Linked DNA regions of Homo sapiens: region 1 is linked to region 2. Evidence: read pairs that join two places in POLR2A ChIA-PET (ENCODE). Cell type or tissue: OCI-LY7. All regions are shown on one strand.

What was found. Peaks named below come from ENCODE experiments on the same cell type or tissue, not always from the same donor. Only the 100,000 strongest peaks of a DNase experiment are listed, where the experiment ranks them.
Region 1: POLR2A ChIA-PET joins it to region 2 with 11 read pairs; 2 of 35 experiments call an interaction of 5 or more read pairs at or near these places.

The regions. Positions count from the first base shown.
Region 1 is chr1:89,927,909-89,935,908 of GRCh38, forward strand. It overlaps LRRC8D (leucine rich repeat containing 8 VRAC subunit D), which reads left to right. Exons shown (of 3, transcript NM_001134479.2): 3 at 5,159-8,000. The coding sequence starts at 5,161. The coding sequence ends at 7,737. Among named protein-coding and RNA genes, the nearest start is that of ZNF326, 63 kb to the right of the region's middle. RefSeq lists an enhancer at 4,896-5,498. In OCI-LY7, no CTCF peak of the experiment used is centred here; no DNase peak of the experiment used is centred here.
Region 2 is chr1:89,695,093-89,703,092 of GRCh38, forward strand. The region is part of intron 2 of LRRC8C (leucine rich repeat containing 8 VRAC subunit C); the gene reads left to right. Among named protein-coding and RNA genes, the nearest start is that of LRRC8C, 66 kb to the left of the region's middle. In OCI-LY7, no CTCF peak of the experiment used is centred here; no DNase peak of the experiment used is centred here; H3K27ac peaks cover 1,073 bases.

The sequences.
Region 1 (8,000 bases), 230 kb after region 2:
GTGATAGCCACTATTACTGTCACCATTATCATCACCACTAAATGCCATCTGTGTTCTTCAAGGGTGAGAGTAGGGCATGGTGGATTACAAAGGTGAATAAGACATATTCTCTGCCTACAAGGAGCTCAAGATCTAGTGGAAGAGACCAAGATTAGAAACAGATTTTGTTTTTGTTTTTGAGACGGGAGTCTTGCTCTGTTTCCCAGGCTGGAGTGCCATGGCATGATCTCGCCGCACTGCAACCTCCGCCACCCGGTTTCGAGCAATTCTTCCTGCCTCAGCCTCCTGAGTAGCTGGGATTACAGGCGCCTGGCACCAAGCCCCGCTAATTTTTGTATTTTTGGTGGAGACGGGGTTTCACCATGTTGGCCAGGCTGGTCTCAAACTCCTGACCTCAGGTGATCTGCCCACCTCGGCCTCCCAAAGTGCTGGGATTATAGACGTGAGCCACCATGCCCGGCCTACAAACACATTATTATTAGACAACATGATAGCAATTTGAAGGAAAAGGTAGTGCTTGAGCTGGGACTTAATAAGGAAAAGTTCAATAGAAAGAAAAAAGAAAAATGGGCTGGAGAAAACAGCAAGGGCACAAAACTTCTGGTGGGGGGTGGCAGAGTAGACAATGTGCTGGAAGAGAGGAGCTCATCTGAGGTTGGAGTGGTCATGTGCTGTCTGTTATTCAGTGTTACCATTCTTGCGGGGAGTCTGGGGCCGGAGCTGGTGACTGTGTGTGAAGTTACAGTACTCTGTACTCTGTTGCTATGCCCACTGCCACTACCTTTGAACTTTTCTTTTCCCACTGGGAAGGTGGACAGCCTCTTCTATTTCCTGGGATCAAAGCCTGTCCTGAGTACAAGGTGCTTGAAAACTACCATTGACACTTCAACAGCTGCAAAATAACACTGGTTGCAAGAATCCAACAATGTCTCTGCTGTGTGGTCCTTTAACTGTTTATTTTTATGCTGGGACCTGGCTTAGAGTGTTCATTCTTGCATAGATCCAGGTTGCTTTGTGGTAGCAATTCAGGTTAATAAAATGCTCCTCTGCCCAATACCATCTGTAGATGTTAATAAATGTTCTCAAGGAATTTTTAGGATGCTGAAGATGATGATCAAGATCTCAAAATCATTTCATTGATTAAGTACCTACTATGTGTCAGGCATTGGATACATAGGACAAAGAAGGAAGTGGGCATAGTGCATATCTTCATTGAATTGGTAATCCAATGGGAGATCAGACAAGTAAATACAGTGTGATAAGGGCTGTGATGGGCGGAGGTACAGAGTATTGTGGGAACACATGGAAGAAACACCTCACCCATACTAGGAGATCAGGGAAGGCTTTCTGGAAAAGGCTGCAGAAACCTGATAGCCTAGTGAAGAGGAGTAGGGAGGAAGTAATCAAGGCAGAGGAAACAAAGTGTTGGAGAGGCTGAACACAAGGGAGAGAATGGCTTGTTAGAGAAACTGGCAGAAGTTACTGGCCTGGAACAGAGAGAGCCTGAAGAGTTTTTACCAAGGGACCCATGGCAAGATGGAAAAGGGATTAAAGGAGGTAAAGACTGGCAGCAGAAAGACCAGTTGTAATAATCATGGTGTAAAAGACAAATAACCAATGTCCTCAGTACACTGACTTTCAAAATTCACTTATCTCTCAATCTGCCAAGCCAGACATCCTGGCCTCCCTAGAACCAGATACAATTACAGTCACATGTCTCTTCATGGGGATACCTTCTGAGAAATGTATTGTTAGGCAATTTCATTGTTGTGTAAATATCAGAGTGTACTTACACAAAGCTAGATGGTGTGTGTGTGTATATGCATGTATGTATGTATTCATATGGAAAACCAAATTCCCAACATCATTACTGAATATCAGTCCTTTCCCCTACTTCAGGAGTCCCCGGGCCCCAGGCTGCAGACTGGTACCTGTCGAGAGCTGTTAGGAACTGGGCTTCACGGCAGTAGGTGAGCGGCGGGAGAGTGAGCATTACTGCCTGAGCTCCGTTTTGTGTCAGATCAGCAGCAGCATTAGATTCTCATAGTAGCATGAATCCTATCATGAACTGCTCATGTGAGGGATCTAGGTTGTGCACACCTTGTGAGAATCTAATGCCTGATGATCCAACCAAGATGAAACAGTTTCATCCCAAAACCATCTCTCCCCCCAACCCCCATTTCTGGAAAAATTGTCTTCTACAAAACTTGTCTGTGGTGCCAAAAAGGTTGAGGACCGCTGCCCTACTTGATCTGTAATGCCAGTGATTAGTGCTCTGTATCAGGTTTCTATGTACTTCATTATAAAATGGAGTCTCACTCTGTCACCCAGGCTGGAGTGCAGTGGTGTGATCTTGGCTCACTGCAACCTCCTCCTCCTGGGTTCAAGCAATTTTTCTGCCTCAGCCTCCCAAGTAGCTGGGATTAAAGCGTGAACCACTATGCCTGGCTAATTTTTGTATTTTTAGTAGAGATGGGGTTTCACCATATTCGCCAGGCTGGTCTCAAACTCCGCCTCAAATGATCCACCCACCTCGGCCTCCCAAAGTGCTGGGATTATAGGCATGAGCCACCATCTCGTATCTTATGGGACCACCATCATATATGCAGTCCATTGTTGACCAAAACACCATTATGCAGTTCATGACTCTTTTTAAAAAGTAAAGAAAAATCCTATTTGAAAGAACTATTACATGCAAAAAAATCTATTGTTCCTATTACTCATGCAGATGGCCCTTTAAAGCCATGGTCCCCAGGTATGACTGTTACGTTCCTTGCCAGAAATAAACCTGTGCAAGGTGTACTCTCTAGTCTCTGTATGTGAAGTAAGAGTCATTCTGTGCTTGATGCTGTGTTTTGTGCATTCTAGATAGGAACTGAAGAGCTCAAAATGACATGAGGTTGAGCTGTTTCTCATTTAGGTTAGCTTGCTGTGATTCCAGTAGCTTTTCTTCCTGCTTATCCAAGCCATTCATGAAAGCAAAACCCACACAAGATACAGGAGCTCAGAATAAAAGGAGTTCAAGTGGGCGTGTTATCTCCCACTTCCCCTACTAAGGTACAAAGTTATTTTTCTTTTTTTCACTTCCTTGGTAATTTTTTTTTTTTTTTTTTTTTTTTACAAAGACTGGTTACCAGGCATTTCATACTTAAGCCCTGAAGTCTGGGAATGTGATTTCTAACAATTTTATGTTTGGAGTTCTTAGACTTGTGTTTACCTGCTTACATAAGAGATAATTTTGCTTACAAAACTAACTACAGATGTGATCATTGCTGTAGTATTCATTGTATTTTATTAAAAAATATTATGAACCTACTCTGTGCAGTACTAGGTATGTGGAAGGGTTTCGGAAAAAAAAAAAAAAAAAAAAAGACCTGGTCCCTGCCTTCAGAAACTTAATTTAAAACAGAGCAGAATCAAAGTACTAATGCCACCTTTCTTCATTGTGTCATCCAAGGAAGACACAAGTAATCAGTCACAGCACTGTTTCCTACTGAAACCAGAATCAGCCTCAGAATCCTCCTCAACACAGCATTCCAGACAACCCATGAATAGATAATTCATCTTCCTGGTTGGGTGTGGTGGCTCACACCTGTAATCCCAGCACTTTGGGAGGCCAAGGTGGGCAGATCACAAGGTCAGGAGTTCGAGACCAGCCTGGCCAATATGGTGAAACCCTGTCTCTACTAAAAATACAAAAATTAGGTGGGTGTGGTGGTGGATGCCTGTAGTCCCAGCTACTCGGGAGGCTGAGGCAGGAGAATCGCTTGAACCAAGGAGGCAGAGGTTGCAGTGAGCTGAGATCGCGCCACTGCACTCTAGCCTGGGTGACAGAGTGAGGCTCTGTCTCAAAAATAAATAAATAAATAAAAATATTAAAAATTCATCTTCCATCCTTAATTTAAAAAAATACATGCATTCCCAAAACTCTTGGGTACTTGCCTTGATTTTTATTGCTTGGTCTTTTGCTAGTTTTTAAAGAAATAACATGATTTCTTTCTTTAAAAAAGACAAAGCAATATAAATATGGAAACCCAAGAACCTCTCAAGAAATGAAAATATGGTCATGTGGTTTTTCAAGAAGTTGAAACATTCAGTTCATGCACATAATTAGAGAAGCCCATTCCCATTACTTGCCACTAGAAACACTGTTTTTCTTGGTTACTTCCAGGATGATTGTCCTTGTCCTTTATTATTTGTATAAACTAGTTCCGTGCTATAAAGCTGTCAGCTGATAGTGAATAATAACCACATTTTCAAGTTTCCTGGCACCGGGGCTTCATTCATGGCTGCTCGGGTCACCTGCTTTGGTAGAGATCGTATGTCTTCCTGGTGCTGACTTATTCAGCATCACCATCATTGATTATTTCATGGCCACCTGAGTCTTGAGCTGTCTTCTCAATCCACATGCTTTCCATAGGACTGCATCAAAGGCCAGAGTTTCAGCTATATATATTGATAAATCCCAAGTGTGTATAGTAAGACTCCTCCTAAACGCTAGACCCTTAGTTTCAACTGTTCATGGACACTTCCACCAGAGTGATTGGAGCTAACGTAAACAGCTAACAAACACTTGTGGCCAGAGGATGTGCTAAGAGCGTTACAATCATTACTTAATTTAACCTTTCCAACAACCCTTAGAAGTTTTCATCCCTATTATACAGATGGGAAATACACAAGGCTTAAGGAATCAACCATTAGTAAGTGTTAGAACTAAGTCTGGAACATAAGACTATCCAAAGTTTAACGGTATTTAATGGTATACACAGACCTTTCAATTTTGGCTTATACAAAATAAGAGTCATCCCACTCCTTGACCTCCAAATTTCAGTCTTAACCTTTAATGAGTCCACAACAAATGCCATCCTGCTGTCATACCCTCCTTCAAGGTCCACTAAGTAACCACTATGGACTTGGTGCAGTCTGTCATAATTTCTTACCTAGAATGCAATTCTTACTCATTCTTTCCCTCTTCCCTTGCACTAGGAGAGAAAAGCTGTATATTCCCCTTTTAGTTTATTTTCTACTACATTTATATTGGATAAAAAGATAGGACCTGAATGAGAAAACTTTAGTTAGGAGCAGGCATAGGGTTTTTCTCATTTACTCTTTTCATTTGCATCTCTAGAATAATGTCTTTTGTCTTCTTGTTTTCTAGGAATGTTTACCCTTGCGGAAGTTGCATCACTTAATGACATTCAGCCAACTTACCGAATCCTGAAACCATGGTGGGATGTGTTTATGGATTACCTAGCTGTTGTTATGTTAATGGTAGCCATCTTTGCAGGAACCATGCAACTTACCAAAGATCAGGTGGTCTGTTTGCCAGTATTGCCATCTCCTGTAAATTCAAAGGCACATACACCACCAGGAAATGCCGAGGTCACCACCAACATCCCAAAGATGGAAGCAGCCACCAACCAAGACCAAGATGGGCGGACAACAAACGACATTTCCTTTGGGACATCTGCTGTGACACCTGACATACCTCTCAGAGCCACATATCCTCGCACAGATTTCGCACTTCCAAATCAGGAGGCAAAGAAAGAGAAGAAAGATCCAACAGGTCGAAAAACAAACTTGGATTTTCAGCAATATGTATTTATTAATCAAATGTGTTACCATCTGGCCCTTCCGTGGTATTCTAAGTACTTTCCATACCTAGCTCTTATACATACTATTATTCTCATGGTCAGTAGCAACTTTTGGTTCAAATATCCCAAAACATGCTCAAAAGTAGAACATTTTGTTTCAATATTAGGAAAGTGCTTTGAATCCCCTTGGACGACAAAAGCGTTGTCTGAGACAGCATGCGAAGACTCAGAGGAAAACAAGCAGAGAATAACAGGTGCCCAGACTCTACCAAAGCATGTTTCTACCAGCAGTGATGAAGGGAGCCCCAGTGCCAGTACACCAATGATCAATAAAACTGGCTTTAAATTTTCAGCTGAGAAGCCTGTGATTGAAGTTCCCAGCATGACAATCCTGGATAAAAAGGATGGAGAGCAGGCCAAAGCCCTGTTTGAGAAAGTGAGGAAGTTCCGTGCCCATGTGGAAGATAGTGACTTGATCTATAAACTCTATGTGGTCCAAACAGTTATCAAAACAGCCAAGTTCATTTTTATTCTCTGCTATACAGCGAACTTTGTCAACGCAATCAGCTTTGAACACGTCTGCAAGCCCAAAGTTGAGCATCTGATTGGTTATGAGGTATTTGAGTGCACCCACAATATGGCTTACATGTTGAAAAAGCTTCTCATCAGTTACATATCCATTATTTGTGTTTATGGCTTTATCTGCCTCTACACTCTCTTCTGGTTATTCAGGATACCTTTGAAGGAATATTCTTTCGAAAAAGTCAGAGAAGAGAGCAGTTTTAGTGACATTCCAGATGTCAAAAACGATTTTGCGTTCCTTCTTCACATGGTAGACCAGTATGACCAGCTATATTCCAAGCGTTTTGGTGTGTTCTTGTCAGAAGTTAGTGAAAATAAACTTAGGGAAATTAGTTTGAACCATGAGTGGACATTTGAAAAACTCAGGCAGCACATTTCACGCAACGCCCAGGACAAGCAGGAGTTGCATCTGTTCATGCTGTCGGGGGTGCCCGATGCTGTCTTTGACCTCACAGACCTGGATGTGCTAAAGCTTGAACTAATTCCAGAAGCTAAAATTCCTGCTAAGATTTCTCAAATGACTAACCTCCAAGAGCTCCACCTCTGCCACTGCCCTGCAAAAGTTGAACAGACTGCTTTTAGCTTTCTTCGCGATCACTTGAGATGCCTTCACGTGAAGTTCACTGATGTGGCTGAAATTCCTGCCTGGGTGTATTTGCTCAAAAACCTTCGAGAGTTGTACTTAATAGGCAATTTGAACTCTGAAAACAATAAGATGATAGGACTTGAATCTCTCCGAGAGTTGCGGCACCTTAAGATTCTCCACGTGAAGAGCAATTTGACCAAAGTTCCCTCCAACATTACAGATGTGGCTCCACATCTTACAAAGTTAGTCATTCATAATGACGGCACTAAACTCTTGGTACTGAACAGCCTTAAGAAAATGATGAATGTCGCTGAGCTGGAACTCCAGAACTGTGAGCTAGAGAGAATCCCACATGCTATTTTCAGCCTCTCTAATTTACAGGAACTGGATTTAAAGTCCAATAACATTCGCACAATTGAGGAAATCATCAGTTTCCAGCATTTAAAACGACTGACTTGTTTAAAATTATGGCATAACAAAATTGTTACTATTCCTCCCTCTATTACCCATGTCAAAAACTTGGAGTCACTTTATTTCTCTAACAACAAGCTCGAATCCTTACCAGTGGCAGTATTTAGTTTACAGAAACTCAGATGCTTAGATGTGAGCTACAACAACATTTCAATGATTCCAATAGAAATAGGATTGCTTCAGAACCTGCAGCATTTGCATATCACTGGGAACAAAGTGGACATTCTGCCAAAACAATTGTTTAAATGCATAAAGTTGAGGACTTTGAATCTGGGACAGAACTGCATCACCTCACTCCCAGAGAAAGTTGGTCAGCTCTCCCAGCTCACTCAGCTGGAGCTGAAGGGGAACTGCTTGGACCGCCTGCCAGCCCAGCTGGGCCAGTGTCGGATGCTCAAGAAAAGCGGGCTTGTTGTGGAAGATCACCTTTTTGATACCCTGCCACTCGAAGTCAAAGAGGCATTGAATCAAGACATAAATATTCCCTTTGCAAATGGGATTTAAACTAAGATAATATATGCACAGTGATGTGCAGGAACAACTTCCTAGATTGCAAGTGCTCACGTACAAGTTATTACAAGATAATGCATTTTAGGAGTAGATACATCTTTTAAAATAAAACAGAGAGGATGCATAGAAGGCTGATAGAAGACATAACTGAATGTTCAATGTTTGTAGGGTTTTAAGTCATTCATTTCCAAATCATTTTTTTTTTTCTTTTGGGGAAAGGGAAGGAAAAATTATAATCACTAATCTTGGTTCTTTTT
Region 2 (8,000 bases):
TGTATTTTTAGTAGAGATGGGGTTTCACCATGTTGGCCAGGCTGGTCTCAAACTCCTGACCTCAGGTGATCTGCCCCCCTCGGGCTCCCAAAGTGCTGGGATTACAGGCATGAACCACCGCGCCCGGCCCTATATAAAGGCTTTTGAACATACATAGTGACATTTTTCATCATGTAATGACAAGTTCAAAATGTTAAGTTTCCTAAGAAGTGTTTGAACTACTGGCAGTAATAGGGTCAGCTATCTTAAAATAGAATTGGCATCTCCCTACTCAAGTTATTTTAGTTCTTAAAAGCTGGTGAGATTCTTTGCACTGATATCCAAAGCTGGGGCTATGTGACCTTAAGTTCAATATGTTAACTTACTGTTTAGGATGTTGATGTTAAATGTTATAGGTGATAGATATTGGACTCAGAAAATGCTTAATGCAAGCTGAGACAGTGTTGTAGTGATATTCACTTGTAGAACACTTGTATGCATGATTATATCAGTTAGTAGTCACTTAATTTTATATTTTTAGAATTCTGCAAAAATCTTTTGTCTAATAAATAGGCCATCAACTATCTCATCATTTTACCTTGTAAGAAACCTTATATGCTCACTGGAAATAGAAAACCTGGATTTAAAAAAAATAATAATTTCAGCTAGATCAAGTTAATTTAAAGAGAAAAAACAAAATCTTTCCCCAAAACTTCAAACAGAAAGCATGGGCTCTCTCATATGCTCTTAGTATGAGTTTAGGTGAAACACATGGCTTTTCTGAGGCCCAGTTTTATAAAATGAGCAGGATAGGCATCACTTCCATTTTACAGTTTTATTGTGAAAAAAATGGTGATAAAATAGAAATGTATTGTTTTTAGTCTCTTTAGAAACTGTAGACCTCAAAATGTCTTCTCTGGGCAATTACTCTGATCCTCCCCAATTGAAAAACAAAACAAAAAACTGCCTTCTCTTCATTTGGGGCATCTTCATATAGTCATAAGTGTGATTAGTTGAGTCTTGACAAACAGAGATTGAGAGAGGTCTTGAATCCAGGACCAAATGCCCTAATTCTGATAGCTACCTACATCTGTCTCCCAGAAGACTTTGCAGGAGCTATACAGACATAGTGGACAAGATCAGGCAGAAGAACATTTAATTAAAGCTAAGGTTCTGGCCCTAAACCACATTATCAGTTTCCTGGTGAGCTAGGCCACACTTCAGATAAGTCTCAAGCACTTTCTTTGCCTAAGCTCTGAAAAATCTACGTACCTGCAAAAAAAGTGGGGGTGTGGTAGGGAGTTCTGAAAAAAACTCCTTAGCTTCTTTTTCTACACCTTAATCTCTGCTGTGCTCAGGTCAAAGAAAGGTAATCTGAGTAAAGAACAGACAGAGGGGAGAGGGGAAGGGGAAGGGGAAGAGAGAAGAGGGAGGAAGAGAGAGGGGAGAGAGATATTGATTTATTATTGATTCTTCCTAAAGGTCATCTGAACAATCCTCTTCAGGCCCTCCTAGGCTACCATCAACTTCCCAGAGAGAGGCAGCTTCAAACCTGTTGTGTCACATCAGTTTTAAGGAAAAAGGGAGACTTCCAAATGATGACTCCCTTTAGAAGCTCTAAAGAGAGAGTCAAAACAGACTGGTCCCAAGGAGAAACAACCCCTTGTGACACCAGAGTTCAGTCCTTTTCCTTAAAGGTCACCATCTCTATCAAGCCCTCTTTCACCTAGAAAGAAGTAAGGAGGAGCAAAGAAGAGTCTTTTCTCCCCAGAGATCAGCCATTATCTGGATGATTCAGAAAAATGGAAAAGTGCGTAGATGAAATTCTCCCTCTATAGGTAAAAGACCTGTTTGTCTGAAATGTGTGGAACCTGTCTTATCCAAATTAATATTTATGGAATCCAAATAATCTTAACTTCTAAAAATTATAATAATGATTGAAAAAAAAATCACTTGCCATCCAGCACACATAAATGACTAACAAGTGCCATGACTCTTGCTTTAACTGCAAGCCTTCTATGATGCCATAACAAATTATGGATATTATCTTTTAAGGATGACACTATCTATTCCTTCATGTAGATTGGACCACAACCTGGCAGTTGATATCATCTCACTTGGGGAGATATTTTTATTTGCTAAAAATAAATAGCAAATTATTTTCCAATTATTATAGTAAATTTCTAAAATAATCATTTAAAAATATCCTTTTAGAACAGTTTTATTTGCATGCTTCCCATATTTAGAATTCTGTATCTTTGTCCTGTTCATACATCGAAGATAATCTGGATGATTTATGTTTCTCTTTGAACTCTCCCAATTTCTTTTATTCTACTCCTGCTCACAGATTTATCAGTAAACTGCAGGGTTTCTAGAGCTAAGTCAGCTGAGTACAGAACTGAGGTTTCAGTCCCTGGGCATTGCTTCAAAAAGAGTTTTTCCTGTATTATTTTAAGAGCATAATTACAGATAAATATTTCAAATTCTTCAAACAACCGAAACAAATAGTCTGTTATAAATCAAAACATGTTCTGTGTTATGTATCCATTGAATTTTCTCACATGGTTGTTACTTTGAAATGGATGCTTTCCACATAGATCTTAAATTGCCATGGATCAAATAATTCACTGGTCTTTATGGCTTATGGAAAAATGCCATGAAGCAGAATGAGAAGAAGCTGCTTCAAATCTCACCCACCCCCTTCATTTCTGAAAAATTTTTTTTGTAATTCCTTGTTTGGCCTAGAGAAGCTTTCTTCAAAAGAAGAGGGGAAAAAAAACAATGTGGATACAACCAAGATAGAGGTAATAAAAGCATCCTTGATGGCTGGAAACCTTCAGTTTAATGAAGGGTTAAAAAAATGAACATTAATAGTATGTATTGTCATTCCCACCCTCAGAAAAGTTAGTATGTCAATATTTACAGTGATAGGAGAATCGTATTTACTAAGCAAAATTTCAAAATGTAGACATGATTCTAATGTGGATATGATGGTTTCTTTTTTACCTAGGAATAAACAGACCATGTGTCCCAAATCTGGTACTCTCTTTGTGTCTCTTAAATGAGTTAGCACTTAACTCTGGCTTTAGGAATCACTAGACTGATATCACTTGGCAGTTAGGAGAGTGTGCAAAACGAATTGTTTCATGTCAGAAGAAGGTAGCTAGAGGTCAAATATTTCCAGATGTTCTCTGGCATCTGAATATATGAATGCATATGCTTGCCTTAGCTGTGGTTTGTTCCTCCTTAGGGATATGGGGGACAGTGTTTGTTTTATTTATTCACTTCATATTTATTGCGTACCTACTTTGTGCCAGGCAATGAAAACTAAGCATGGTGTCTATCTTTAAAGAGCTTACTGGTCCTTATACTGTTATTTGTTCTGTATAATGATTTAAGATATGCTGTAGCTTTTTTAGTGCTTAATCTTTCTATCAGTGACATTTAATGTTCCTCAGGCATTTCTCACGGTGCATAACTCAAGGAGTTTCACTTGATACTAGCCTTTAATTATGTATTAATAAAACCTGTATAAAAGTACCATTATACTTTACCACTGAGAAAATCCATAAGTTCAGAAATCTAAGTTTTAATGCACTTATCTCTTCAATCCCTTGGATTTTTTTCCCCAAGCACTCCATGCCTCAAATGTGCCAAGGTATGATTTTTTTTTCCCTTTCTTATTGCTGTTGGAGAAATAGGCAACTAATAAAAACAGACCTTTTACTCTGCTCTTGTAAATACCTTAGACTTTGGCAGTTTGCCTTAGACTGGTTTTTCTCTCACTTTACTATATGGGTGTAAACTTCCTCCCTGTACAGTGTGTTATTTCCTGGCCATGATATAAATGTTAAGCATCATCATCATTAAAAATAAGGGAGATTCAGACAAGTCCCGAAGGTGGAAAAAAAAAGAAATTAAAAAAGAGAGAGAGAGAGATGATCCAAACAATGGAATGCTATATAGTGCTAAAAATAAAAAATAAAAAATAAACGGTCAAGCTATGAAAAGACATGGAGGAACATTAAATGTACATTGCTAAGTGAAAGAAGCTAATCTTAAAAGGATACATGCTGTATGATTCCAACTGTATTATATTCTGGAAAAGGCAAAACTACAGACAGTAAAATATCAGTTGTTGCTTAGAAAGGACAAAGGAGGGGAGGGATAAGTAGGTATAGCTCAGAAGACTTTTAGGGCAGTGAAATGACTCTGTAGGATATTACAGTGGATACATGTTGTTATACATTTGTCCAAATCTTTATCCAACACCAAGAGTGAACCCCAAGGTAACTGTAGACTTTGGATGACAGTGATGTGTCAATGTAGGTTCATCGATTGTAACAAATGTACCACTGTGGTTGAGCTTGGTGATAATGGGGAGGGCTATACATGGATGGAGGTAGGGAGCATTTGGGAAATCTCTGTACCTTCCTTTCAATTTTGCTGTGAACCTAAAGCTGCTCTAAGAAAATTTAAAAAGTCTTTTTAAAAAGTAGAAGAAAAGAAGAGAGCATGTGCACAGCAAACAGGAAATGATGCCACATACTTGCAGTTTTGCTTTTCCATTTCTGTTGGAGACAAGGACGGTGTTCGTCCTGATGATAGTGATGCAGCATGTGTGGTTCTCATAGATGTCTATTTCTGTGCTCCTGTGGCGATTGCCCCCAAATATGCTTATAGTCAACATAATGCACAGCAAGAGTTGTGAATAAGACATTTGCTAAGAATGAAAGCATTTAAATATTCACTCCTTCAGAGCCATCTACTCTGCCTTTTCAGTTCCTTTTCATTCTCATTCTCACCAACATTTTTTGTACTTAAAATATTTTCAATAGTTCAGCCTTGAAACACAGTCTACATTTTCAGAGTTAATTCTATCACTGATGAGGGGAATCAATCTCATGCGTTTGGACAACGAGTGCTTTCTTTGTCCTCTAGCATCTTGTATCTTGGGGAAAGTGCTTAGTCAAGTTTGTACATTAACTGATAACTTAGTGACATGAAAATTAATTCCTTTCCCTTCTATTTCTATCCCTTTGCCCAGGAGAAATGGGTCTACCTCAGAAAAGAAGAGTGACACTCCATCTTTTCAGTCTTTCTCCCTCTCTCTCCCCAAATGCATCCTTTTGCTCCTGCCTCTGGAACCACAGGCTCTAACCTAGTAGCTTCAAGTCCCAAGTGAAGTTCCTTCTACTCCGCCAAGCCTACCCTGCTTACTCCAAGCCTGAGCTCTTACTGTAGATATTGCCATATTTGTGCTCTCGTTTGATTTTTCATGTGGCTGTTTATGTCCCTCTAGCAAGATTGCAAGTGCTTTTAGAACAGCAAATACTGGCTATGCCTCTTTGGTTTTCCTATGACGCTTAGCATGTATTACGTTGGCACAAAACTAATTGTGTTTTTTGCCATTACTTTCAACGGCAAAAACCACAATTACTTTTATGCCAACCTAATAGTAGATAGTAGGTATTCAATATGTTTCTGTTGGTAAAGGATAGCCTGCTCTTATCTCTGAACAATCCCTGGAGAATAGATCTTTGGGATGTGATTTTGCTATATCCTTCTTAGGTCAACAGGGAAAACTTGGTTTGTTCCGTCAGACTGGGGGCAAGTCTAGATGATCAACTTCAGGGTAGAAATCTTTGGTACTACCTATATTTGAATCAATGAGGTGGAGGGAGGATGAAGCATAAACTTAACTGCCTTATATTGGCCACTTGCCTTTTTGTGGCTCCACTCTACCTGTTTGGATCAAATCTGTCATAACCAAGTTAAAGTACTGTCTTTTTAAAGAATAAGACACAATCTAAAGACTACATCTGGATCACAAGTTAACATATTGGAATGGTACCACCTATTTTATCATACACTGCAAATTTTCTTACTTCCTCTTCCTATAACAATATAATCATAGCTGTGTTTTAAAGTCCAAGCTGGTAGCTCATGCCTGTAATCCCAGCATTTTGGGGGTCCAAGGCAGGAGGATCACTTGAGCCCAGGAGTTCAAGACTAGCCTAGGCAATACAGTGAGAACCCATCTCTATAAAAAATAAAAATAGAAAACAGGTTCAAGCTGGAGAAATAATTTGGGGATTATAGTTCATAGAAAAAGAACAATGGGGCCAGGCGCGGTGGCTCATGCCTGTAATCCCAGCACTTTGGGAGGCCGAGGCAGGCGGATCACGAGGTCAGGAGATTGAGACCATCCTGGCTAACACGGTGAAACCCTGTCTCTACTAAAACTACAAAAAATTAGCCGGGCGTGGTGGTGGGCACCTGTAGTCCCAGCTACTTGGGAGACTGAGGCAGGAGAATGGCGTGAACCTGGGAGGCGGAACTTGCAGTGAGCCAAGATCGCACCACTGCACTCCACTCCAGCCTGGGTGGCAGAGTGAGACTCCATCTCAAAAAAAAAAAAAGAAAGAAAGAAAAAGAACAATGGACTTTATTGTCGAGGATATAGGAAAGTAAGTATTTTCATATGCTGTTGGTGGAACATGTGTAAAGAAATTCGGCCTTTCTGGTGGGGAGGGAATTTGACATATAAGTTTACCTTGTGTGGCACTACCCAAGCAACACAATTTTTCATAATAATTTGTCTCGACTAATTTTTGTATTATGATACACACATCTGCGAAAGATGGTAAAACAGGTGTTACAATTCAAAACAGTCCTGTGTTCAATGTGTATAGTCATGATAGATATAAAAAGATAACAAAAATGCATACACAGACCCCAAAGCAAGATGAGCGTTTCTGTGGAGCACAAATGGAACGCTGAATGGGTCTGAATCAATTGCTGGGCTCTTATCCAAAACTAAGCAGTAGCAGCCAGGAGCTCAGCTCCTGCTAGTAAAGGGAACCATAAATGCACCAAGCAAGATAAGAGACTGGAGCCTGGTCACTGTTTCAAGCCAAAAGTCCTCACTCCCAAAAAGAAGCTGAAAAAATATAGCGATTAACTGGATGCTGGAGCCAGTACTTCAGAGGAAAGTGTGCATCTGAGGTGCCTGCCGACCAGAAACTGAGTCAGCCTGTCCACTGTCTTGCAGACTGACTCTGTGAGGCCTGACATCACAGTGGAACATCCAAATACCATGATAAGACCTATTGGTGGACTCTGGGGGGCTGGGGGCTGGGTGCAGAAAACCACAAAAGTACACTCAAGAGAAGCAGTGGAAAACATACACCTACTCAGGATGCGTCTACCACCCAGAACACATGAAAAAAACTATGTTAAGAAAGACTATTAACAAAATTAACAGTTGGAACACAGATTCATGCAAGATGAAATTAAGTTTTAACCAGATGACAATGAATTTAAAATAAATATACAGAGAGTGGTTAAAAAGATCAAGACATAACATTTAAAAAGTAGGGGCCGGGTACCGTGGTGAACACCTGTAATCCCTGCACTTTGGGAGGCCGAGGCAGGCGGATCACTTGAGCCCAGGAGTTCAAAACCAGCCTGGGCAACATGGCAAGACCCTATCTCTAAAAAAATAAAAATTAAAAAATAAAAAATAAATTTTTTTTTCATTAGCCAGGCATGGTGGCACACACCTGTAGTCCCAGCTACATGGCAGGCTGAGGTGGGAGGATCACTTGATCCCAGGATTTTTGAAGCTACTGTGAGCCATGATCATGCTACTGCACTCCAGCCTGGGCAACACAGCAAGACCCTGTCTCAATCAATCAATCAATAAAGTAGGTAGATATGACTTAAGAGCTGATATAACAAATTTAGAAATCTTGGAAATAAAGTCAATGAATTATAAAATATCAACAGATAGAATAACTGGACTGTACTCAGTAGCATAAAGAAGTAATGAATTAAACAAGAGTTCTCAGTTTACCCAGAGCCCAGCACAGAGAAAGACAGGAATCAAAACACACGCTCATGAAAGACAGACTGAGAGACACTGACATACATCTCAGAGGAGTTGTAGAAGAAAATGGAAGAAAGGATGGAGCAATATTTGAAGAAATATTTGCTTTAATTTCCCAAAATTAAAGAAA